Linked DNA regions of Homo sapiens: regions 1 and 2 are each linked to region 3. Evidence: chromatin loops called from intact Hi-C (ENCODE). Cell type or tissue: OCI-LY7. All regions are shown on one strand.

Region 1 (8,000 bases), 760 kb before region 3:
GTCTCGAACTCCTGAGCTCAAGCAATCCGCCCACCTCAGCCTCCTAAGGTGCTGGGATTACAGGCGTGAGCCACTGCTTTTAAGTAAGAAAAAGACTATTTTAAAAATAACCAAAAAAAGAAAATATTTCATACTCTTGACGAAAACATTGTGACTTGTCCAAGGCCATTTAAGGCGGGAGGGGGATGAGAATCTGGCCTCCTTGTTCCCAATCTTAAGCACTTTGCTACTATTTAACTCAATAGTTTAATTTATTGAAAATTCTAAGAAATAGTTACATTCTCGGAGCTGCATGGGTGGAGATTTTATTTTTTTTCAGTGCAGAGAAGCCAGTCAAGTACCTGTCCTGGACCAGGCACAGTGGCTCATGCCTGTAATCCTAACACTTTGGGAGGCCAGGAGTTCAAGAGCCCAGGAGTTCAAAACCAGCCTGGGCAACACAGTGACACCTTGTCCCTATTTTCCAAAAAATAGAAGTGACCCTGGGAAAAGGAGAGAGAATGGGCCGAATCCAGTGGGTCTGAGAGGTGAACGCATGCTGTAATATCAACCACATGTCCTTCACCCATCTGATAGGGACCCACACTTCTCACTGCAAGCTTTCTACTAAAACTTACCATATGCTGGAGGAATGTTTGTTTCACCACATGGACTGGCCATAGAGGCTGAGAGCTTTAAGTTACCGCACAGTCAGACGCAGTTAATCTGTGCCTTCATTATCTGTGTGTCTGGCTATCTAAAAACGCCCCTGGCATGGAGCTGTAACTTGTGACTGACTTGCTAATTTGAAATATAGATGTGTGCCTCCCTCCGGGGCCCTCCCTGCACTCGCATACTTCCATGTGCATTCAAGTGCAGTCAGCAAATGGATTGCATGTATTACCAACCCTGCCTGCCCTTCAGTAATTCCTGTGGCTGCGCTGCTGATTGTAGTTGGAGGATCACGCTACAGTGGAACGTCACAGAGAAGCTTGCAGAAGGGGGAAAGGGGTGGGGAAGGTGGAGGTGGAGAAGGGTTGGAAAGGGGAAATGAGAAGTATGTGAAAATTCAATTGCTGTGTGCTTCAGCTGACAACTCTTGCTGCCTGGGCGATGGGCTGAATGTTGGTTTTAGAGTGGGCTGGTTTGGAAGCAAATCTCAGCTTTGCCGCTTGCTGCATGAGTGAACCTGGGCAAGTCATTTCTATATGAGTCTCCATTTCCTGACCTTTAAGAATGGGAATAAGTTTTCCTGTATAATTTTTGCAAGGATTAAATGAGAAGATACAGAAAATGCCTTGCACATGGTAGACTCTCGGTCAATGTCAGTTTTCCTTCTTTCCTTCTGTCCTTCTTTCCTCTCCTATTGAAACTGAGGTGTTTTCCACACACAATGCTGGCATGAATTCATGTGCCCAGTAAAAGGAGAGATGACAGACGGACAGATACAATCTTCAGGAACACTGATTGCCTGGCTTTTAATGTTTTAGTGAGCTACTCACCCAAAAGATAATCTAGTGATGTTTGTGGCTGAATGTGTCATGTACATATTTTTTATAGAAACAAAGTCTCACTATGTTGTCCAGTCTGGTCTCAAACTCCTGAGCTCAAGTGATCCTCCTGTCTCAGCTTCCCAAGTAACTGGGATTCCAGACACGTGCCACTGCACCCTCGTATACCTTGAATGGACATCTCAAGGTCTGGCTACTTCTGTGCACATAAATTTAGAAGGTACCACCTCCAGAGATCTTTAGAATCAGCAAGTTTTTTTTTTAATCCCAACAGTATATTTTTAGAATGTCCTTGGCAAATAGGGCCTGTCTAGGTATAGGATGTTCAAATATTGCCCTATTATTTCAGGAGTCAAGGACACTTAGATGAGGAATGAGGCACTTCCCTGGATGAAGGGACAGTGCTGGCTCCTTGTTGCTCTGTGGCTCTGAGCGGGGAAGTTGGCCAGCTGGACCAAGAGCGGTGGCCAAAAGCCAGAGGAGGAACCTGGGCTGTCAGCCCATCCCTAGACATGAGGACATGGGAATTCAAAGGCTTTCTCCTCTAAGGAGCTGAGGACAATAAAGACCCCAACTGAAACAGACGTATGCCTCTTTTCATCTACTTCTGCCAACTCATTCCCTAAATCACCAGAAAATAAAAATAACACTATTTATCAGGCACTTAACTACATACTAGAAATATGAATTAACTCGTTCAATACTCAACACAATCCTATGAGGTAGGAAATATTGTACCCATTTTACAGATGAGAAAATTGAGGCTCAATGAAGTTAATTAACTTGCCCATGTTTCCCCAGCAGCAGGCAGTGAGCCAGGAATTGAATTCAAGTTTGACAAGTGATGCCACTTTCCAGATCAGAGGCGTTTCCTCAGTTCCTTGGAGGCTGGCTTTATACCTGTTTCAGAAGTTCATTGTATTTCCCTGGCATCTCCTTTTCCTTCAGCTAAGAAAACACCCAGGCTGGTTTTGAAGTAGTATCAATACCTGGACCTAAACCAGAAATGACTACTTTGTCTGAGCTTAGAAATTTTGGCAATCTTGTTCCATTTTGCAAACATTCATGCCGTGTTTAAATACCTGCATTTCATCCTGTTTCTTTTTACTTCGCTAATCTCACAGAGCTGCTTCCTGGGCCCCTGTCTGCTCTATATTCATTTATTTGTTTGAACACCCACTGCGGGTCTGCTGTGAGTCAGGCACTGTGTGCTTTCCCAGAAAGACAAATGTTGATAAGTACCCACCCTCAAGGTGCCCCCAGTCTAGTGGGAGAGACGGACATGCAAACAGTTTCAGTGGAGTTTTGTGACCATGACTCATTTATCTTTTGAGACCGAGTTTCACTCTTGTTGCCCAGGCTGGAGTGCAATGGCGCGATCTCAGTTCACTGCAACCTCAGCCTCCTGGGTTCAAGCGATTCTCCTGCCTCAGCCTCCCAAGTAGCCGGGATTACAGGCATGCTCCACCATGCCCAGCTAATTTTGTATTTTTAGTAGAGACAGGGTTTCACTATGTTGGTCAGGCTGGTTTCAAACTCCTGACCACAGGTGATCCACCCACTTCAGCCTCCCGAAGTGCTGGGATTACAGTCATGAGCCACCGCGCCCGGCCTGTGACCATGATAATACACTATGGCCAAAGCTGGAGGATCAGTAATGACATCAGCTGGGAAGCACTGGCGAGTGGTTCACATTTCAGTTGGTTCTTAAAGGTTGAAAAGGAGATGGCCAGGCATCAAAGTAGGAAGTGAGTAGGATAACAATAAGGTGTTCCGGGGCCGGGGGTATTTCGGGAATGTCAGTGTGTCTTTGCCAGGTGGGGAAAAGAGATGTATGGGTGATGGGGGAGGAGTTAGGAGAAGAAGTCTAAGCCAAGTATGGCAAGCCTCGTGTGCCTTGCCCAGGAGTTTAGACTCTAGACTGGGGGGCAGGAGGCGCTAGGGAGGTTTTACAAGGGGCTTGACAGAGTCTTCTTTTAGGAAGATCCCTTTGGCAGCAGTGAGAGTGTTTGCCAAGACAGCCCAGTGACAGGGAAACCAATGACACAGCTATGCAACGTGAGCTTGATTAAAAGAATGGAGATGGCTGGGCATGGTGGCTCACACCTGTCATTGCAGCACTTTGGGAGGCCGAGGCGGGAGGATCACTTGAGCCCAGGAGTATGAAACCAGCCTGGGCAACAAAGTGAGACACCGTCTGTACCGAAAATAAAAAAATTAGTCAGACATGCGGCATGCACCCATGGTCCCAGGTACTCAGGACACTGAAGCAGGAAGATCACTTGAACCCAGGAGGTCAAGGCTGCAGTGAGCAGTGATTGTACCACTGCACTCCAGCCTGGGTGACAGAGTGAGATCCTGTGACAAAAAAAAAAAAGGAATAGAGATGAGAGCCACATTTGAAGACATTTCTGAGTTGGCAATGACAGGGCAGATGGTAGCCTGAATGCAAAAATTCTGGAGCTGAGTTCAGGCCAACTCCAAGGTGTCTTACTTGGGAGTTTGGAGGATGGTGACAATATTAAGTGAAATGAGGCAGATTATAGGAAGAACAGGTTTGGAGGATTAGAGGATGGGGTAAGTGGTGTGAAATATTTTTTTTAAATATAAGTATTAATTCCTGGATCCTATTCCCAGAGATTCTGGTTTAATTTGGCTGGGATGTAGCCTGGACATCAACTTTTTTTTTTTAATCTGTGTAGGTGATTCTAATGAAAACCCAAGGTGAGAACCAGTGTTATGAAGGGATAAGATAAGAATATTAAAACAGATTCCAGAAACACGACAATTTAAAAGGCAGGAAGAATAGCCCAAGTATCCATTAATCAGTATTAATTAGATTAACTACATGATTCAAAACTCAGCCCAGGTTTCAGGTAAGATGGGGCTGAGTTTTGAGTCATGTAGTTATGACCCTATCCCCCCACCGGATGAAGCGATAAACCTGGACAGAATGCACGGCACAATGACTTGGATACTGTGAGCATCTAGTAGCAGATAGACCAGAAAGGAAGACCAGACTTTAAAGTACCTCTGAATGGGTGGTGAGTCTACTGTATTTTTCGCTTCAGTGTTGCCCAGACTAGGTGTAAGGTAGTGTGGAACCTGGACATGGGCGTCTGCATGAATGGAGAGAAGTCCAAGAGAAACCCTCTGGTTCTGGCTCAAGGGCGTGGTCTCCTAATGCTCAAAGGAGAGGGAGAAATCCCCCATTTCTTTTTTGTTTTTCTTCAGGTTGGAGGACTGAAAAGGGGAGCCCAGGACTCAGAAAGTACTAGGGACATTATAGAGAGGGAGGTATTAGGGAAAGGGACTTGATAAAGTTGTTTAAGAATCCCTGGGTTTATCCACAAGTGGAACATTCATGAATCTGACCCTAAACAGTATATCAAAAGCTTTGAGATACAACTGTAAACTATGAGGTGAACCATGTCCCACCTCCTAGACTGCCTAGACTGGCCACCAGGTGGCGCACATGCAGGACTGCTCTGAATAGCAGTGCGTGTTAGTGGAACATTGAAACCACACACCACTGAAGGATGATCAGAACTTACAACTTGAACCCAACCATACCTATAACCCACTAACGTTAAAAAACAGAATAAAATGTTTTCCATAGAATTTTAAACAAGACCCAGAGACTCATAACATTCAAAATGTCCAGAGTACAATACAAAATTTCTCACTCTGTGAAGAACTAGGAAAATCTCAACTAACATGCTGAGATAACACAGATGTTGGAATTAGCTGACAAAGACTTTATTTTTGTTTGTTTTTGTTTTTATTTTATTTTATTTTAAGTACTGGGATACCTGTGCAAGACGTGCAGGTTTGTTACACAGGTAAATATGTGCGATGGTGATTTGCTGCACCTATCAACTCATTACCTAGGTATTAAGCCCTGCATGTATTAGCTATTTATCCTGATGCTCTCCCTCTTCCCACCCCTATCCCCGACAGGCCCCAGTGTGTGTTGTTCCCCTCCCTGTGTCCATGTATTCTCATTGTTCAGCTCCTACTTACAAGTGACAATATGCGGTGTTTGCTTTTCTGTTCCTGTGTTAATTTGCTGAAGATAATGGCTTCCAGCTCCATCCATGTCCCTGCAAAGGACATGACCTAGTTCTTTTTTATGGCTGCATAGTATTCCATCGTGTATATGTACCACATTTTCATTATCCAGTCTAACATTGATGGGCTTTTGGGTTGATACCATGTCTTTGCTATTGTGAATAGTGCTGCAATGAACATACATGTGCATGTATCTTTATAATAGAATTATTTATATTCCTTTGGGTATATGCCCAGATCTTTGAGGAATTGCCACACTGTCTTCCACAATGGTTGAACTAATTTACCTTTCCACCAACAGTGTAAAAGTGTTCCTACTTCACAGCCTCACCAGCATCTGTTGTTGCTTGACTTTTTAATAATCGCCATTCTGACTGGTGTGAGATGGTATCTCACTGTGGTTTTGATTTGCATTTCTCTAATGATCAGTGATGCTGAGCTTTTTTTAATACGTTGGCTACATAAATGTCTTCTTTTGAGAAGTGTCTGTTCATGTCCTTTGCACATGTTTTAATTTTTTTTTCTTGTAAATTTGTTTAAGTTCCTTGTAGATTCTGGATATTAGACCTTTGTCAAATGGATAGATTGCAAAACTTTTCTCCCATTCTGTAGGTTGTATGTTTGCACTGATGATAGTTTCTTTTGCTATGCAAAAGTTCATTAGTTTAATTAAATCCCATTTGTCAATTTTTGCTTTTGTTGCGATTGCTTTTGGTGTTTTGTCATAAAATCTTTGCCCGTGCCTATGTCCTGAATGGTAGTGGCCAGATTTTCTTCTAGGGCTTTTGTAGTTTTGGGTTTACATTTAAGTCTTTAATCCATCTTGAGTTTAAATTTTTGTACAAGATATAAGGAAGGGGTCCAGTTTCAATTTTCTGCATAAGGCTAGCCAGTTTTTCCAGCACCATTTATTAAATAGGGAGCCCTTTTCCCATTGCTTGTTTTTGTCAGGTTTGTCAAAGATCAGATGGTTGTAGATGTGTGGACTCATTTCTGAGATCTCTATTCTGTTTCATTGGTCTGTATGTCTGTTATTGTAACAGTACCATGCTGTTTTGTTTAATGTAGCCTTGTAGTGTAGTTTGAAGTCAGGTAGCGTAATGCCTCCAACTTTGTTCTTTTTGTTTAGGATTGTCTTGGCTATACGGGCTCTTTTTTGGTTTCATATAAATTTTAAAGTAGTTTTTTTTTTTACTAATTCTGTGAAGAATGTCAATAGTAGTTTAATATGAATAGCATTGAATCTATAAATTACTTTGGGCAGTAAGAATCACAATATTGATTCTTCCTATCCACGAGCATGAAATGATTTTCCATTTGTTTGTGTCCTCTGATTTCCTTAAACAAAGGTTTATTGTTCTTGAAGAGGTCCTCCACTTCCCTTGTTAGCTGTATTCCTAGGTATTTTTTTTTGTAGCAGTTGTGAATGGAAGTTCATTCATGATTTGACTCTCTGATTGTCTATTGTTAGTGTATAGGAATGCTTGTGATTTTTGCACATTGATTTTGTATCCTGAGACTTTGCTAAATTTGCTTATCAGCTTAAGGAGCTTTTGGGCTGAGACGATGGGGTTTTCTAAATACGGGAGCATGTCGTCTGCAAACAGAGACCGTTTGGCTTCCTCTCTTCCTATTTGAGTACACTTTATTTCTTTCTCTTGCCTGATTACCCTGGCCAGAAATTCCAATACTATGTTGAATAGGAGTGGTGAGAGAGGGCATCCTTGTCTTGTGCCAGTTTTCAAGGGGAATGCTTCTAGCTTTTGCCATTCAGTATGATATTGGCTGTGGGCTTGTCATAAATGGCTCTTATTATTTTGAGATATGCTCCACCTATACTTAATTTATTGAGAGTTTTCAACACGAAGGGATATTGAATTTTATCAAAGGCCTTTTCTGAGTCTATTGAGATAATCATGCCTCAATACAGATATAATTTTGTCTTTAGTTCTGTTTATGTGATGAATTATATTTTTTCATTTGCATATGTTGATCCAGCCTTGCATCCCAGGAAAGAAGTCGACTTGATGGTGATGGGTAAACTTTTTGATGTGCTGCTGGATTTGCTTTGCCAGTATTTTATTGAGGCTTTTCACATCAATGTTCATCAGGGATATTGGCCTGAAGTTTTGGTTTTTTTTGTTGTATCCCTGCCAGGTTTTGGTATCAGGATGATGCTGGCCTCATAAAATGAATTAGGAAGAACTCTCTCCTTTTCGATTGTTTGGAATCATTTCAGAAGAAATGGTACCAGCTCCTCTTTGCACCTCTGGTAGAATTCAGCTGTAAATCTATCTGGTCCTGGCTTTTTTTGATTGGTAGGCTATGTATTACTGCCTCGATTTCAGAACTTGTTATTGGTCTATTCAGGGATTCAACTTCTTCCTGGTTTAGTCTTGGGAGGGTGTATATTTTCGGGAATTTATTCATTTCTTCTAG
Region 2 (8,000 bases), 250 kb before region 3:
AATCATTCCCTGTTGGAAATTATTTTTCTTTCTGCCTCAATCTTTGTAAAAAAAATCAGGCTTCTGTTTTTCTGTATTCCTGATCTCTTTAAAAGAGGAGGTACCAAGAGAAACCATTAATTCCACTGTATGCCCTCGGAGCTGGTCCTTGCACATGGCATATTTCTTGACCTATTAAGCTTGGCATTATAGAAATTGTTAATGACTAATGAAAAAAGAAGCCAACCTACTGGTATATAACCGATTTTAAGTTTCAGTTCTCATTTTAGTCATAGGCATTTTGGAAAACATTTTAATGTGTTGCTTCTAAGCCTAATTTTGAGAATACTGTGCAGGAAATGAAGTTTAATTATTTTTCACTCCCAAGTGATATTGGAGGCAGCCTCACATTTTTCCCAGATAGAGAACGCTTTCATGATCTAGTTATTCCCCAGCATTCTGGATTGTTAAATATGCCATTTGGCCCTCTTCTCCAACCAGTTGGAGCAAAACTTATACTGCTGACCTGTGGCCCCTGGAATCAGGGGGATTTTCTTCCTTATTCTCTTTAGAAACTCAACCAGCCTTTAGAACAAAATAAGCAAGTCAATGTTTGGTATCCAAATGACACAAATGAACTAAGATTTCAACATTTAGTTTAAATTGAAAGCAGTGAGAATACAGTCACTCCCTCTATTCAATCATTTCTTTTGCTGTGTGAACCCAATATTTGAAACTCAGGCTCCCATAAACCAGCTCAGACACCTCAGTGTCTGTGATCTGAGACCAAGCAACAGCCCCAGAACCCATGGCTAAAAGCCCCTTATGGAAGAACAAAGGGGTGATGGGCTGGACTTCTGCATGAGAAGGAGGCACCACAAATGAGTCAGACCCATTCCTTCCTCTAATAGGGATCTAAGTGGTTTCTCTGGCCCTTCCCATCTTTTCTGGGAAAGTAAGAAAATGAGGTGTTTAGTAATGCTCTTCAGATATGGAAAATTAAATAAAATCTTATACATTATAAAAACAACAATTTTAATTGGAGAAAACAGTTTTTCCAGGATTGGGTGGAGGCCAGGGAGAGGTAGGAGAGTAGAATTCTCATAAACAGATTTTTCTCCTCTATACATGGAAACAGGGCAAGAAAATGGTAATGTATACATTATGTCTGTGTTTCTTCTATGCTGCTGCTGCTGCTTTTTTTTTTTTTTGAGACAGTTTCCCTTTGTCATCCAGGCTGGAGTGCAGTGGCGCGATCTCGGCTCACTGCAACCTCCACCTCCTGGCCTCAAGCAATTCTCCTGTCTCAGCCTCCGGAGTATCTGGGATTACAGGCATGCCCAACATGCCTGGCTAATTTTTGTATTTTTGATAGAGATGGGGTTTCACCATGTTGGCCAGACTGCTCTCAAACTCCTGACCTCAAGTATCCACCCTATTCAGCCTCCCAAAGTGTTGGGATTACAGGTGTGAGCCACCGTGCCTGGCCTCTACTGTCCTCAAAAAACTTGCTGGGAATGTGGAGGGATGCTCTTTAAAAAAAAATCACCTAGGAGCCACCAAGATGTCTGATCTTCATTCAGCTTTATCAAATTGGCATCATGGTTAATTGTCACTAGGTAAACACTTTTCAGTGAGCTCAAAGTGGATAGAAGGTGGTCATTTATTTAACGCTTTCTTCCACCAGAACATGACAGCTGAAAAGCAGGTGGCCCTGGCTGTCTCCAATTCCCTACCGTCTTTCATTAACAACCTGAAAGCTCAGGGGCCTGGTTAGTAGTCCATAAGACTCACTCCAGGACTAAGTAACATATTCTATCAGGAGGCATAATTAATTGAAAGCACAAAGGCATTCTGGGAAAATAAAATTACTAAACATGTTCACAACATCCTTTGTTGCCTTAAAGCTCGCTTTTATACAGTTTTGACTGATGTACAATTAGGAATCAAGAAGTGGAGGAAAAGGTATTAAGTTTAAATGAGGTAAGAGACTTCTTAGAGTAAAATGCCTTGTTTCCAAAAATCAACTATCACTTTTTCATCCTCAGCCTTTTAAAAAAATTTTTTTTTTAAATTTTTTTAATTAGAGACAGGGTCTCTGTCTGTCTGCCAGGCTGGAGTACAGTGGCACAATCATAGCTCACTGCAGTTCTGAACTTCTGGGCTCAAGTGATCCTTCTGCCTCAGCCTCCCAAGGTGCTGAGATTACAAGCGTGAGCCACCACACCCAGTACCTCATCCTCAGCCTTTACAATTACATTGCAGGTGTCTTTTCTCCACTTTCGCAAGCTTGATAACAATAATCTTTTCCTTCAAGTGCTGATCTCCAATAACTTAGGTTAGCTGAGGTATCAGTTTTAATGACTTTTCAGAAAGAACTACCTTAATAGGAAAAGTCAAGGTTTAAATAGACTCAGAGCCTTACAAGAATCTCTGGATTTGCTGATTTCATTATCTACTTCAAAGATTTTCTGACTGTGAAATGACTGAGATTTTTTAAAAGTGACTGTAGTGAAGAGGTATGGTTCCTTCTGAAGAATCTTGCTTTTCTTCTTCTCTGATACCTCTAAGTAACTGAGCCGCTGAAGTATTAAAAATCCTTTTAGAAGTTTAGATTTATTTTTTTAAATGTCTATAATCTATGCCATATGTGAAACTATTCTTGCTTGCCTTCTTGAAACCTCCAGAGGCAAGAAATAAAGAAATAAATAAATAATAAATAAATAAAGGACTCCAGAACAGTTGTTGAGGGATAGAGATGTCTCAATGTACAAAGCTTAGGTTTTAAAAGAGAAATAGCTATTCATGTATATCGAGAGGCCTAACTGATTGACTGCAAGTCAAATTCAGGAAAGAACTGATCCTGCAGGTCAGAGAAGAATCTGTGTAATTAAATTGAAATTGTTTCTTTTTTTCTTTTCTTTTCTTTTTCTTTACAAAAGATAAGAGCATTTAGTACTTTAAGAAAAGATATCTTATTTTGACCACTTGGTTCATTTAATTAAATTAGACTCCGATTTTAAAAATTGCTATTAAGATTGAAAAGGAGGCCGGGCGTGGTGACTCATGCCTGTAATCCCAACTTTGGGAGCCCAAGGCAGGTGGATCACCTGAGATCAGGAGTTTGAGACCAGCCTGGCCAACATGGTGAAACCCTGTCTCTACTAAAAATACAAAAATTAGCAGGGTGTGGTGGTTCACGCCTGTAGTCCCAGCTACTCGGGAGGCTGAGACATGAGAATTGCTTGAACATGGGAGGTGGTGGTTGCAGTGAGTCGAGATCGCACCACTGCACTCCAGCCTGGGAAACAGAGTGAGACTCGGTCTCAAAACAAACAAACAAATAATCAAACAAACAAACAAACTGAAAAAGAGTGCTATAGTGATTTTCTTGGTTGGCTATATCATCACTTTATGAAGCCTGGTTTTACTAATTCTGGGTGCATTTAGAAGTTGGCTTTAGATCTTAGAACACAGTCTATAATCTAATTTCAGTATGTAGCAATTAAAATTATGTCATCAAATGAGCTGTGGACCCAGATGAGCTTTATAATTGTATTACCTTTCAATAAGCATCATTAGTAAGTCCTAGGTTTATCATGAAATTGGTGCCTTGTAAATTTCAAAAGGCCATGTCGAAGCAGAGGCCAAGTCAAGGCAGCCTCTCAGGGCACAGAGTTCTAGTCAAGATTGCTAGCTAATGCACCAAACACTGAATATGCCCTAATAAAGCTTTTTTCTTTCTTTTAAAGTTATTTAGTCCAGTGTTTTTATTATCTCCTAACACTGAAGTATTTTCTAAAATTAAAAAATTTCACAAGAGTGCATACTAATATTTTTATGTGTAATTTTACATCTCAAATATTTTTTTCTTTTCTTTTCTTTTCTTTTTTTTTGAGATGGAGTTTCACTCTTGTTGCCCAAGCTGGAGTGCAATGACGTGATCTGGGCTCACTGCAACCTCCGCCTCCCGGGTTCAAGCAATTCTTTTGCCTCAGCCTCCTGAGTAGCTGGGATTACAGGCATGCGCCACCACGCCCAGCTAATTTTGTATTTTTAGTAGAGATGGGGTTTCTCCATGTTGGTCAGGCTGGTCTCGAACTCCCCACCTCAGGTGATCCGCCCACCTTGGCCTCCCAAAGTGTTGGGATCACGGGCGTGAGCCACCGTGCCCGGCCACATCTCAAATATTTTTCTAAGTAAATCAGTGGCTTGAAGTGATAGAGTGAGTGTATAATTAGATGGCCTACTGCCATTTGCAAAATAAAGGACATTTCGATGTAAATGCTGCTAAGCCACTCTAGTATTGTCAGGGCACCTGCATACACCCACTTTGGGGCTTCGGAGAATATATCAGATAGAGGAAGTGAAGGGTTCATGACCTACATATCCCCCTTACCCTATAGCTTAAAGACCTTCCAGGGAGGTCCACAGTTATGACCTCAATGATGGAAAGCACGATGGGACTCCATCAAAGGGGTGTAGCTGGAGAAGAAAAAAAATGGGTGTAGGGCCAGTGGATAAACAAGATAAAAAGGCTAAGTGGAAAACTGGAAAATAATTGTTTAAGACAATGGCTGTGTTTGCACTCCAGATGGTAGGTGCACTTTCAGAAAGGTGGCCTGGCCAAGCTCCCCAGAGAAGGGGTGCTCAAGGCACAACCCTTTAAGGTTCTGCCTACCTTAACTACTTTGGAGACCTTTGCAGCATCATGAGACTGGACACTAGGTGGTGCAATTCATCTCCTCTAGGACCCAAAGAAGAGGAAAGGAAAGGAGTAGAAAAGAAATGAAGGAGAGGAAAGGGAAAAGTTACAGAGAATGGGGTTGAAGGGAAAGAACATTAGAAGCGAAAGAGGGAAAATAAGAGATAGGAGGATAAATGTGAGAAAGAAAGAAAAAGTACATCACAAAAAATCCTCAAAAGTAGTCACCAGCAAATGATTATGGAAAATGACTTACCCAGCCGCACAAGATACTGTATCGTCAGAAGAATCATGTTTTCCACGCTCAGAAATTGGCTGCCGGTCAACCCTAATTTTTCCAAATCTTTGTTTTCCAACTGTGGAATCTTGTAGCAATTCACCAGCAGAGGACTCACAACAATGTCACCAACATTTCCATAGAAATAGGGTAAAGTGCCATAGCCTGTCCCAATAGAAGCAGGTCAGTACAGTTCAACATTTCTTTTTATGGTCCAACCAGGTACACTTGCTCAACGACGATCAAAGCTGCTTAACAAAATTCCCTGCCCTCTGAGATAGCTACCAAACAAATCACTCAAACATATCAATCCCAGGGAATTCACTTGGATGCTCCAAATTCTATCCTTATATTAAGTTAAATGAACAGGAAAGAAAATACAGTTGGCCCTCTATGTCTGTGGGTTCCACGTTCAATCAACCGTGGACTGAAATAGTCAGAAGAAAAAATTCCACAAAGTTCCAAGAAGTGAAACTTGAATTTGCTGTGGGCTGAGTAGTACACTGAATTCATGTGAATGACGTGATGTGTAGGCACTGTATTAAGTATTACAAGCAATGGAGAGGTGGTTTAATGTATATGGGAGGATGTGCATAGGTTATATGCAAATACTGTGCCATTTTATATGAGGGACTTGAGGATATTCGATTTGATATGGGACGGGGCCTGGAATCAATCCCCCAGGGATACTAAGGGACAACTGTACTCATATTATCTCTGTTTCTCATGGAAGGAACATGTTAATATTTTGCTGGAAGACTGATGAGTTTGCAAAACATGTCTGTATCCTCTGTAAAACTGCAATGATAAAATATTTCTGATAAAGTCCCTGATCAAGTTTATTTTCAGATAAGAAATCAGAAAACAAACAAATGACAATATGGCTGGGCAAGGTGGCTCACGCCTATAATCCCCGCACTTTGGGAGGCCCAGGCGGGTGGATCACCTGAGGTCGGGAGTTTGAGACCAGCCTGGCCAACATTTTCACCTTTAGTAGAGGCGAAACCCAGCCTCTACTAAAAGTACAAAAATTAGCCAGGCATGGTGGCATGCAACTACATGGGAGGCTGAGGCAGGAGAATCGCTTGAACCCAGGAGGCAGAGGTTGCAGTGAGCCGAGATCGCGCCACTGCACTCCCGCCTGAGCCACAGAGAGAGACTCCGTCTCAAAAACAAAAAACACTGGCCAGGTGGGGTGCAGCTCACGCCTATAATCCCAGCACTTTGGGAGGCTGAGGCAGGCAGATTGCTTGAGGTCAGGAGTTGAGACCAGCCTGGCCAACATGATGAAACCCCATCTCTACTAAAAATACAAAACTAGGCTGAGCGTGGTGGTGCACGCTCGTAATCTCAGCTACTCAGGAGGCAGAAGAATCACTTGAACCCAGGAGGCGGAGCTTGCAGTGAGCAGAGATTGTGCCACTGCACTCCAGCCTGAGTGACAGAGCAAGACTCTGTCTCAAAAAACAATGACAAAAAACAAAAACAGAAACAAATGACAATACATGTTTCACTTCCTGAGATTTCCTTTCCTTTCCCCTTTCCTTTCCTTTCTGACACTATCCACCTGGAGATATTCCTGAGATTTTCTTTAAAAAAAAAAAAAAAAAGTAAGCTAAATTCATTGATTAATAGCAAGATTCTTCTAGTTTCAGGTGCTTGGAGATCCCTGTTCCTTTGTTATCTTAGCTATTTTTGTGAGGTTGTCTTCCTAAATGTCAGTAAACAGTCTCAAATTGTTTTGAAATAGATAGGATAAAATATGTCCAAAATATGCTCTGTTTTGGTGGTTGATGGAGAGGATAGTCCCTCTGTGAGACTTTCTAAAAGGCAGGCACCAAAGGACCAAAGGGTCCCACGTTCTATGCATCTTTCCAAAGCTTAGTGGCACTATGTTAATGTTCAAAAAGAGCTTCCTAATCTATACAGCATTTAAGCAACTGGGATCCCCTCAGTACCTACAGATCTAGGATTAGCAGATAAAGCAACCAGGTAAAGGACATGACTCCAAGCAAAACCATCCAATTAGGCAGGCTCAGGCCAACCCAAAAAGCAAATAACACTGCATGTAAACACACCCTAAAGATGTGGGGAACTTAAACACCCTATCTATTTTGTCCTTAAGGTAGAGCAAGCAGTCTCCTTCTGGCCTAGGCCAGCCCTAAACCAAGGAGTCTCCTGAAATGGGTATGAAAAGCACTAAGTTAGTCCTGGAATGTAGGGACCCCTAAATGTCTATACCTCCACTTGTAGACCACCTGGAAGGACTCAGCCTCCTCAAAGATGCTAAGGTTCAGACCTGCAACTGTAGGGCCTCTTGGTTCTCTTGAGTAGGGTCTTTCAGCTGGCTTGGCTTGTTTCATTTCTTTGTGGTTTGGCTCCCTTTGACTGGAATGTCTCCTCCCTGACCTTGTCCACTTTGACCAACCTTCAGGACCCAGCTTAACCAACACCTCTGGGAAGTCTTCTCAGATCCCTCCAGGCAGAGGTAAGCCCTCTCTCAGAGCTCTGAGTTCTGGTTGCTCCTGGTTGTGAACCTCTAAGGAGCTCACATGTCACAGTGTGCTATAATGGTATCGCCCATGTGTTGTAATGCTTATTTACCAACGCTGGTGGCTCATGCGAGGTGAGACTCCCCCACTAAACAGTGCTCCTTGAGGGCAAAAAGACTTTGCCTTATCCTCAGCTCCTAATCACATGTTTAATATAGCATGAAAGAGCTGACCAATAAAAGCTGACAGAATCAACAGATGGATGAATATCTTCATGAATACATGAAAAAACACAATGAAATGGAAAAACACTCCTAGATTCCAGCAGACACAGGCAACTTGGAATTCCATTACCTTACCTATCAGAATTACTGGTCTAACTCCTGAGTTACTCAGCAGGTTTTCAGGAACAATTACAGTTTCCCCTGCAGGAATGGGCCTGGGTTGTAAAATTCCAGTTAGTGGGGTCTGTGGAACTGGGGCAGATAAAAGGGGCTCTGGAAAAAAAAAAGTTTGACAAGAAAGATGGCGTGAAAACTAAATGAAA
Region 3 (8,000 bases):
TTCTTAAATAATTAAAGCAAACCTCCTAGAGAATAACAGAAATTATGAGGAAAGTCCTATATATAAAATAATGAATTAACTATTGCTAGTTAAATTTATGTTTATGTTTCTTTAAAAAAAAAAAAAGATGGCCGGGCGCAGTGGCTCACGCCTGTAATCCCAGCACTTTAGGAGGCTGAGGTGGGCGGATCATGAGGTCAAGAGATTGAGACCATCCTGGCCAACATGGTGAAACCCCTTCTCTACTTAAAAAAATACAAAAAATTAGCTGGGCGTGGTGACGCGCGCCTGTAGTCCCAACTACACAGGAGGCTGTGGCAGGAGAATTGCTTGAACCCGGGAGACGGAGGTTGCAGTGAGCCAAGATGGCGCCACTGCACTCCAGCCTGGTAACACAGTGAGACTCCGTCTCAAAATAATAATAATAATAATAATAGTTACAGTCTATGACTAGCCTGATCATAAATCAGTGCAGCACCTCTCTGGGTCTTAACAGATGCTCCACTTATTTCGCTTATAGTCATCTCTCCTTTAGCACTCAGTCTATGTTGGTGTCCCAAGGTGCTGCTCCTAAGGCACATCCATCAGCCTAAACTTTCATCATTTTCCCTGGTAGTGTGAGCAGAGGACTACTAGCACTTGAGGGTTTTTTAGGCTCTTAGAAATCTACAGGACTCTTATCTACTTCACAACAAAATCAAATGCCATGCAAGATTGTGGCTTTTATATCAACCATCATGGCCGCAAAACATAGATAATAGATATAGATAATCTCTATATATAATTGTGTGGACTTTTACATATACTATATATAGATAGTAGTTTGGATTTTTTTTTATTATTACTAAAAGTGGTACCTAATTTCTCCGGTTAATTTTGAGAAATGTTTTATGAGTCTGAGGATGCAATTTTAAAGACAATCGAGCAAGTGCTTTCTAAAATTGTCCACTTGGCTCAGATGAGTCTCCATGTTTGAGTGCATTTTAGACTAGTTCATTGAACATGATAGAAAATGTCAAGGATTCAAAATCTCCCAAACACTTGAAGTTTGTAAGTTATTCTTGTGAGTATCCACTTGAGAACATTTGCAGGGAAGAGCAAGCATCAAAGGAATTGTAGTTTGGTTAAAAACAAATAAAGAAACAGATTGAGTCCAGAAAGAACTGGGGCTTGAGCCCTGCAGTGTCACATACTGGTTATGTGGGTTTGGGTAGTTTCTTAACATCACTGACCTCAGTTTCCTCAGCTGTAAAACAAGAGAGCAACACCTACTTGATAGGGTTGATGTGAAGACTAAATAAGTTAAATGGGAAAGCACAGAAAGTGCTCAGCTCAGCCACTGACACATAAAATATATTCAATAAATGGTAACCAATGTTATTAAAAATATATTAAGGAAGCAATATCTAAGGCATGACTCCTATTTATAATGTTGGCTACCGTAATCTGGACAGTTGTTCCCTATCTCTTCTGTCCAATCTTGGAAAAAATATTTTTGGAATAAGAAATGAAAAAATTTTTAATAGTTTTACACAAACTATATTAGAAAACAAATTAACTTGAATTTAGAAGCAATAACTTCTGTGCCTTAAAAAGGGTGCCTAAATATTATTTTCAGATAGTTATATGTGTTTATAATGTTCCTCCCCTGTGGTAAACTGAGGATGGAGGAATAAATTGAATCAAAATACATGGTGAAAAATAACTGGATTCAGAAGACCCTGAGAGACAAAAAAAAAAAAAAAAAAAAAGAAGCAGATGATAGGAACACTTCATTCCAATCCCTTAAAATGTGATTCTCAGTTTCTCTGTTAGATCCAATGACAAAAGAAGCATATTATCTAGGCTCAGGCTGGCTGGAGATTGATCTGCTGAATGGAGCTAAAAACAAATTTCCAAGAAAATTTAATAGATTGACCTTCCCTATACCATACCAATAAATTTTATGGGAGAAATTACCCCTCTTTAATGAAAGGAATAAGATGTTGCTCCATTTCTAACTTAATCCGTGTAAATCACCCGGGAAGGGTAGGCTTGTCCAGTAAATGTTCTCCAATAAAATGAATTGCAAAGAGGCTAGACTATTTAATAACAAGATGAAATTTTCAGTTATTTGAGGAAGCTGCATTCACTATATAACAAAAAGCGTTATTACCACAGGAGAAATACTTTCAAGATTCACTGTTCTTTCACTAATATAAATAACTCCTTTTGGGCAGTTCGGATTATTTAGAATCCAATAGAAAAAGAACATTGCTGGTAATATCTGCTGTAATAGAAAGCAATATCAAATCCTCTTTTCTGGAAGCATAGGATTGTGATGGCTAGACAATGTTCCTACAATTCGTTGCTTAAACTGTTTCATGGTTCTTTTTACTATATGAACTTTCTTAGATTAGTTCAAATTTGAGGAGTTTTTACCTGAAGTTGTTCCTTAAGGGTTCTATGTAAAATAGATTTAGAATGGAGTTGGCCTCTTTCCCAGAGCTGAGGGCTTATAGTGGCTTGGGCAGCTTGGGCAAAGAGACCATTAAGAAAATTCTTGTGGTAGGAGAGAGGCAGTGGCTTGGACCAAGGTGGTGCCAGTGGAGATAAGAGTAGTGGACAGATTATATATATATACACACATTTATATATATTTATATATATATATTTATATATTTGTATATATATATTTTATTTTTATTTTTATTTTTTTTTTGAGACAGAGTCTCGCTCTGTCTCCCAGGCTGGAGTGCAGTGGTGCGATCTTGGCTCACTGCAACTTCTGCCTCCTGGGCTCAAGTAATTCTCCTGCCTCAGCTTCCCGAGTAGCTGAGATTACAGGCACCCACCACCACGCCCAGCTAATTTTTGTATTTTTATTAGAGACGGGGTTTCACCATGTTGGCCAGGCTGGTCTCGAACTCCTGACCTCGTGATCTGCCTGCCTCGGCCTCCCAAAGTGCTGGGATTACAAGCATGAGCCACTGCGCCCGACCTAGAGATATATTTTGAAGGAAGAACCAGTAGATTTATTTGCTAATGATTTGGTTATAGATTATGAAGGGAAGGGAAAAATTAGGAATACCACAAAGTTTGAGGCTATAATAATTGAATGGGAGTGGAGCCATTTACAGAGCTGGTAAACTGGGAGAGTGTTAGATTTGAGAAGGAAGATAAAAGGTAACATGATATGAGTCTTCTGTGTATAAGAAACATCTAAAAAAATTAAAATAATTAAAGCACTATCAAGCCTTTGCTTTTGAAAACATGTTCTAAATTTTTTTCCATGATATAGTATTGTTTTGGTGTAATCTTCAGACCTCTTTTAAACTATTTAACACTTTGATAGCTCTACAGATAATCATAATAGATCATAAAATATTTACTACTCATTTGTATTGCAAAGGGTTAGTTTATCTTTTATGAAGATTAAAAGACAAATTTTTCAGCCCTCTCTCCAAGTTCCATTATTTTACCCCCCAAAACACAATTAATTACATGCTTTTGAAAATCAATATATTTGTTTCAATAGCAGTACTAACTGGGATGGCAGGGCTAAGCCAATTTATTTAATGGAGTAGTTTTTGTTTTGGGATTGAGTGATTCCTTGTTGAACCTGCATACATATAAAGACTTGGTTTCATTAAAACAAACAACAAACAAACAACTTCAGGACAGAAATGCTTTTATTTTTAACTCTGAGATTTAACCAGGAAAACGACAATTTTAAAAGCTGAGTTTAGACGTAGAATTAATAGCAACTCATTTGCTCAAACAAAAGATAAGAGTGCCATCTAGTGTTCATTAGGAGTATCTGTAACTTGGACTACTATTTTCTCAATTACAGCAGAAAAACAAATGAGGGGAGACAAAGGAAAAAGACCACTGTGATAGCCACAGCAATTGAAAATAGGGACATGATTCCTGAGAGCTCAGAGAGGGGCACCAGATCTGAATTTAGAAATTAAGAAGTTGCATCATGAAGTAGCTACCTCCTGAGCTGATAAAGGAGGAACAGTCACAGGTGACAAGGGCAGGAAGAGCACTGATGTCTAAGACATGAGTCAAGGTGGGAAATCAAAGAACAACATAATTTTGTGGGCAAGTTTAACTGCTTGAGATAAAGCAGTGGAAAGTGAGTGCCTGGAAGGAAGGCTAGAGACGGGAGCAAAGCTGAGATCAAAGAGAGTTTGTATTTTCTATGCAATGGGAAGCCACTCAAGAGACAGCCTTTCATGGTGGCCCACCCCTGTAGTACTAGCTACTCGGAAGGCTGAGGCAGGAGGATGGCTTGAGCCCAGAAGCTTGAGGCTGCAGTAAGCTATGGTCATGTCACTGCACTTCAGCTTGGGTGACAGAGCAAGACCCTGTCTCTAAAAAAAAAAATAAAGATAAAGATAGAAAACAGAGAAACAGCCTTGCAATTCAGATACAACCCTGGCACCATATGGGGGATGTATTAGGGTGGGAATTGAGACTAAAATTATGATGTAATTATAGTAGATGATGGTAGTAGTAAGCAGGAAAAAAGGATGACTCAAATAATTGGAAGAAAAGATAAATAATTAGGTTTGATGGCTGGATGTCATCTTTTAGAGTTCAGATAGATTATATTTTTATCAATTAACATTTTAAAATTCTATTTAAAAGAGTAAAGTTAGTGGGAAAGATGATTAATTTCATGTTGACAAGTTAACCTTGAGCTGCATGGGAAATAGTGATGTGTTGATGCTAACAGGCAATTGAATATCTGGTTCTTAAAGCTTTGAGGAGAAGGTTAAGTAGAAGATATAAATTCATTTTCATCAGCACAGTGGTGGTTGCTGAAACAATGTGAACAAGATCACTCAGGAAATATATATAGTATAAAATAAGAGCCTGGATAGAAAAGACATTACTAATGCTTAGTTTAAAAGAATGATTTGAATTTGGATATGTTCAGAATATATTAGAAAGAAAGGAGATAATTTCTTTAATCTCAAATTATAATTCACTGATGAGGATCAGTGTTTCAGAAGTTCCCTGTTGAGGTCTATCTATACAAATATTCAATGAATACATTTTCTATTTATGAACTATATTAATCAGGACCCTTTCAGCAAAGGATAGGAGCTAAAGTTGCAAAATAGTTCGAAGAGTTGCTCATATCCTTCATCCAGCTTCCCCTAATGTTAACTGACATATTATATAATTTTAGTACAATAACTTGACAATTTTTTATCCCAGAAAAGATGGTATCCTTTCTAAAACATTGTGACATAAATTCCTGGTCAATTAAGATGAGATGTGACTATTATATTCAATAGTATTTCCTTAGAATTAAAGAACAAATTTAAATCTGGAAGTTCTTAAAGTCAAGGACATTTGACATCTTTGCTCTTTTCCAGTTGTATTTTAGATAAAACGTTTGCTTGTCTAGATAATAAATTGGGCTGTTTTTCCTCCCCTAGAGTACTGATGAAAAGTACCACAATAATTATTGAATAATATATGGGAAATGTCAACAGAGAAATGGAAACTATAAAAAAAGAGCCAAACGGATATTCAACAACTGAAAAGTACAATTTCTGAAATAAAAACATTCACTGGCTGGGCTTAATAGTGATTGGGGATGGCAGAAGAAAGGGTCAGTGTGTTAATCTGAGTTTTCTGAGAAGTAGACACCAAGAAGAAACCAAACATGCAAGGATTTCTTTTTATTGCAATAGTTTTTGGGGAACAGGTGGTTTTCTTGTTACATGGATAAGTTCTATAGTGGTAATTTCTGAGATTTTGGTGCACCTGTCACCCAAGCACATACGCTGTACCAATGTACAGTCTTTTATCCCTCACCCCCTCTCTCCCTTCTTACCAAGCCTCCAAAGTCCATTATATAATTCTTATGCATTTGTGTCCTCATAGTTTAGCTCCTACTTATAAGTGAGAACATACAATATTTGTTTTTCCGTTCCTGAGTTACTTCACTTAGAATAATGGTCTCCAAATAATGGTCTCCAACTCCATCCAGGTTGCTGCAAATGTCATTATTTTATTCCTTTTTACGGCTGAGTAGTACTTCACAGTGTATATATACCACATTTTATCCACTTGTTGGTTGATGGACACTTAGGCTGGTTCCATATTTTTGCAATTGCGAATTGTGCTGCTATAAACATGCATCTGCAAGTGTCTTTTTCATATAATGACTTCTTTTCCTCTGGATAGGTACCCAGTAGTGGGATTGCTGGATCAAATGGTAATTCTTTTTTTTTTTTTTCAACAGAGTCTCACTCTGTCATCCAGGCTGAAGTGCAGTGGCATGATCTAGGCTCACTGCAACCTCTGCCCTCTGGGTTCCAGCAATTGTCCTACCTCAGCCTCCCAAGTAGCTACAACTTGTAGAAACTACAAGTGCCCACAACCACACCTGGCTAATTTTTGTATTTTTAGTAGAGACGGGGTTTCACCATGTTGGCCAGGCTGGACTCGAACTCCTGATCTCAAGTGATCTACCTGCCTTGGCCTCCCAAAGTGCTGGGACTACAGGTGTGAGCTACCGCGCCCGGCCTGGATCAAATGGTAGATCTACTTTTAGTTCTTTAAGGAATCTCCATACTGTTTTCCATGATGGTTGTGCTAGTTTATATTCCCACCAGCAGTGTAAAAGTGTTCCCTTTTCACCACATCCATACCAACATTTTTTTTTTTATTTTTAATTATGGCCGTTCTTGCAGGAGTAAGGTGGTGTCTCATTGTGGTTTTAATTTGCCTCTCCCTGATAATTAGTGATGTTGAGCATTTTTTCATATCAAAACTGCAAGGATTTTATTAGTGGAAACACTTGCGAGAGAAAATGGAGACAGAGCTGGAGAAGATTGGGACAACCATCAGATTGTAACGCAAGTCTGACCCCAAGTGAAGAGAGGTTTGGAAAGACAACGGAGAGTCCTTGAGTCAAAGCCAGCCAGCAGAGGGCTCCAGTGTCTCCCAGGAGCAGGCTTCCCTTAGCTCCCTGCCACCGTCATTCATGTCAAGCATACTCCAGATGCAAATGCAGCAATAGATTTCAGAGCACAGTAGCTATGGCCTGTGAGCAATTATAGTCCCTGAAACTGGAGATCTGAGAGGTATATTCTTGTGGCTGCTGCCATTGACCACTTCTGCTCCACAAAGTCATGTTTCTACATAAGTGCGAGGAGCAACTCCTTTATAGCTCCTGCCAGCCTTTCTTCCTGAGGGGAAACTCAGAAGAGAGAAGTTAGTGTGATAGACAATAGCCCCTGTTACCATAGTTGCTCTCGGGGGCCACAGTTGGAACTCATCCTATCCCTCCTCTTCATCCCATCTGACTGGATCACAGATTTGTCCACCAGTCCTCTGTCCTTCACATAACAATCCTGCCTTGGTTGAGCATTCAAATGTCTTCGGAGCTCTACAACTCTAACAATGAGGTCTTTAGCCTGTCACTCAGCTGGGCCTACCATTCCTCTGTAGAAATAAGGGCTTCTTTGTAAGCTCTCACTGAAGATCTGTGGCTTGTCTCTAAATTTTTGCTAATAGTCGTCAATCCCTCATTATCCTTCTGCAGAATGTCAATGCAATTTAGCAATAACCAGCCAACTCCACTGACTTTGTAGGTATTGTTTCCCCATATTTTTCAAAAGTCTCTGTTTTTTTGTTTGTTTGTTTGAGATGGAGTCTCACTCACGCCCAACCTGGAGTGAAGTGGCCCTATCTCAGCTCACTGAAAGCTCCGCTTTTCGGGTTCAAGTGATTCTTCTGCCTCAGCCTCCTGAGTAGCTGGGATTGCAGGTGTGCGCCACCATGCCTGGCTAATTTTTGTATTTTTAGTAGAGATGGGGTTTCACCATATTGGCCAGCCTGGTCTTGAACTCATGGCCTCAAGCGATCCACCTGCCTTGGCCTCCCAAAGTGCTGGGATTACAGGCGTGACCCACTGTGCCTGGCCTCAAAATCTCTGTTAACTTACTTTTTACAATATTGCTCTCCACTGATACAGTTTCTCAGTTCACCAC

Evidence for each region. Peaks named below come from ENCODE experiments on the same cell type or tissue, not always from the same donor. Only the 100,000 strongest peaks of a DNase experiment are listed, where the experiment ranks them.
Region 1: a loop joins it to region 3, with 11 times the contacts of the local background. A loop is called at or near these places in 47 of 110 quality-filtered maps.
Region 2: it touches region 3 in a loop (8-fold over the local background); 93 of 110 quality-filtered maps call a loop at or near these places.

The regions. Positions count from the first base shown.
Region 1 is chr18:21,953,189-21,961,188 of GRCh38, reverse strand. No RefSeq gene overlaps it. Among named protein-coding and RNA genes, the nearest start is that of LINC01900, 24 kb to the left of the region's middle. In OCI-LY7, CTCF peaks have their summits at 4,729 and 4,941 (motif pointing right); a DNase peak (open chromatin) is centred at 4,968.
Region 2 is chr18:21,441,350-21,449,349 of GRCh38, reverse strand. GREB1L (GREB1 like retinoic acid receptor coactivator) reads right to left here. Exons shown (of 33, transcript NM_001142966.3): 10 at 7,813-7,950; 11 at 4,941-5,126. All of the region lies in intron 1 of GREB1L-AS1 (GREB1L antisense RNA 1), which reads left to right. Among named protein-coding and RNA genes, the nearest start is that of GREB1L-AS1, 5.7 kb to the left of the region's middle. In OCI-LY7, a CTCF peak has its summit at 4,702 (motif pointing right); a DNase peak (open chromatin) is centred at 4,709.
Region 3 is chr18:21,191,139-21,199,138 of GRCh38, reverse strand. No RefSeq gene overlaps it. Among named protein-coding and RNA genes, the nearest start is that of GREB1L, 47 kb to the left of the region's middle. In OCI-LY7, CTCF peaks have their summits at 3,573, 3,781 (motif pointing left), 6,727 and 6,928 (motif pointing right); DNase peaks (open chromatin) are centred at 3,768 and 6,958.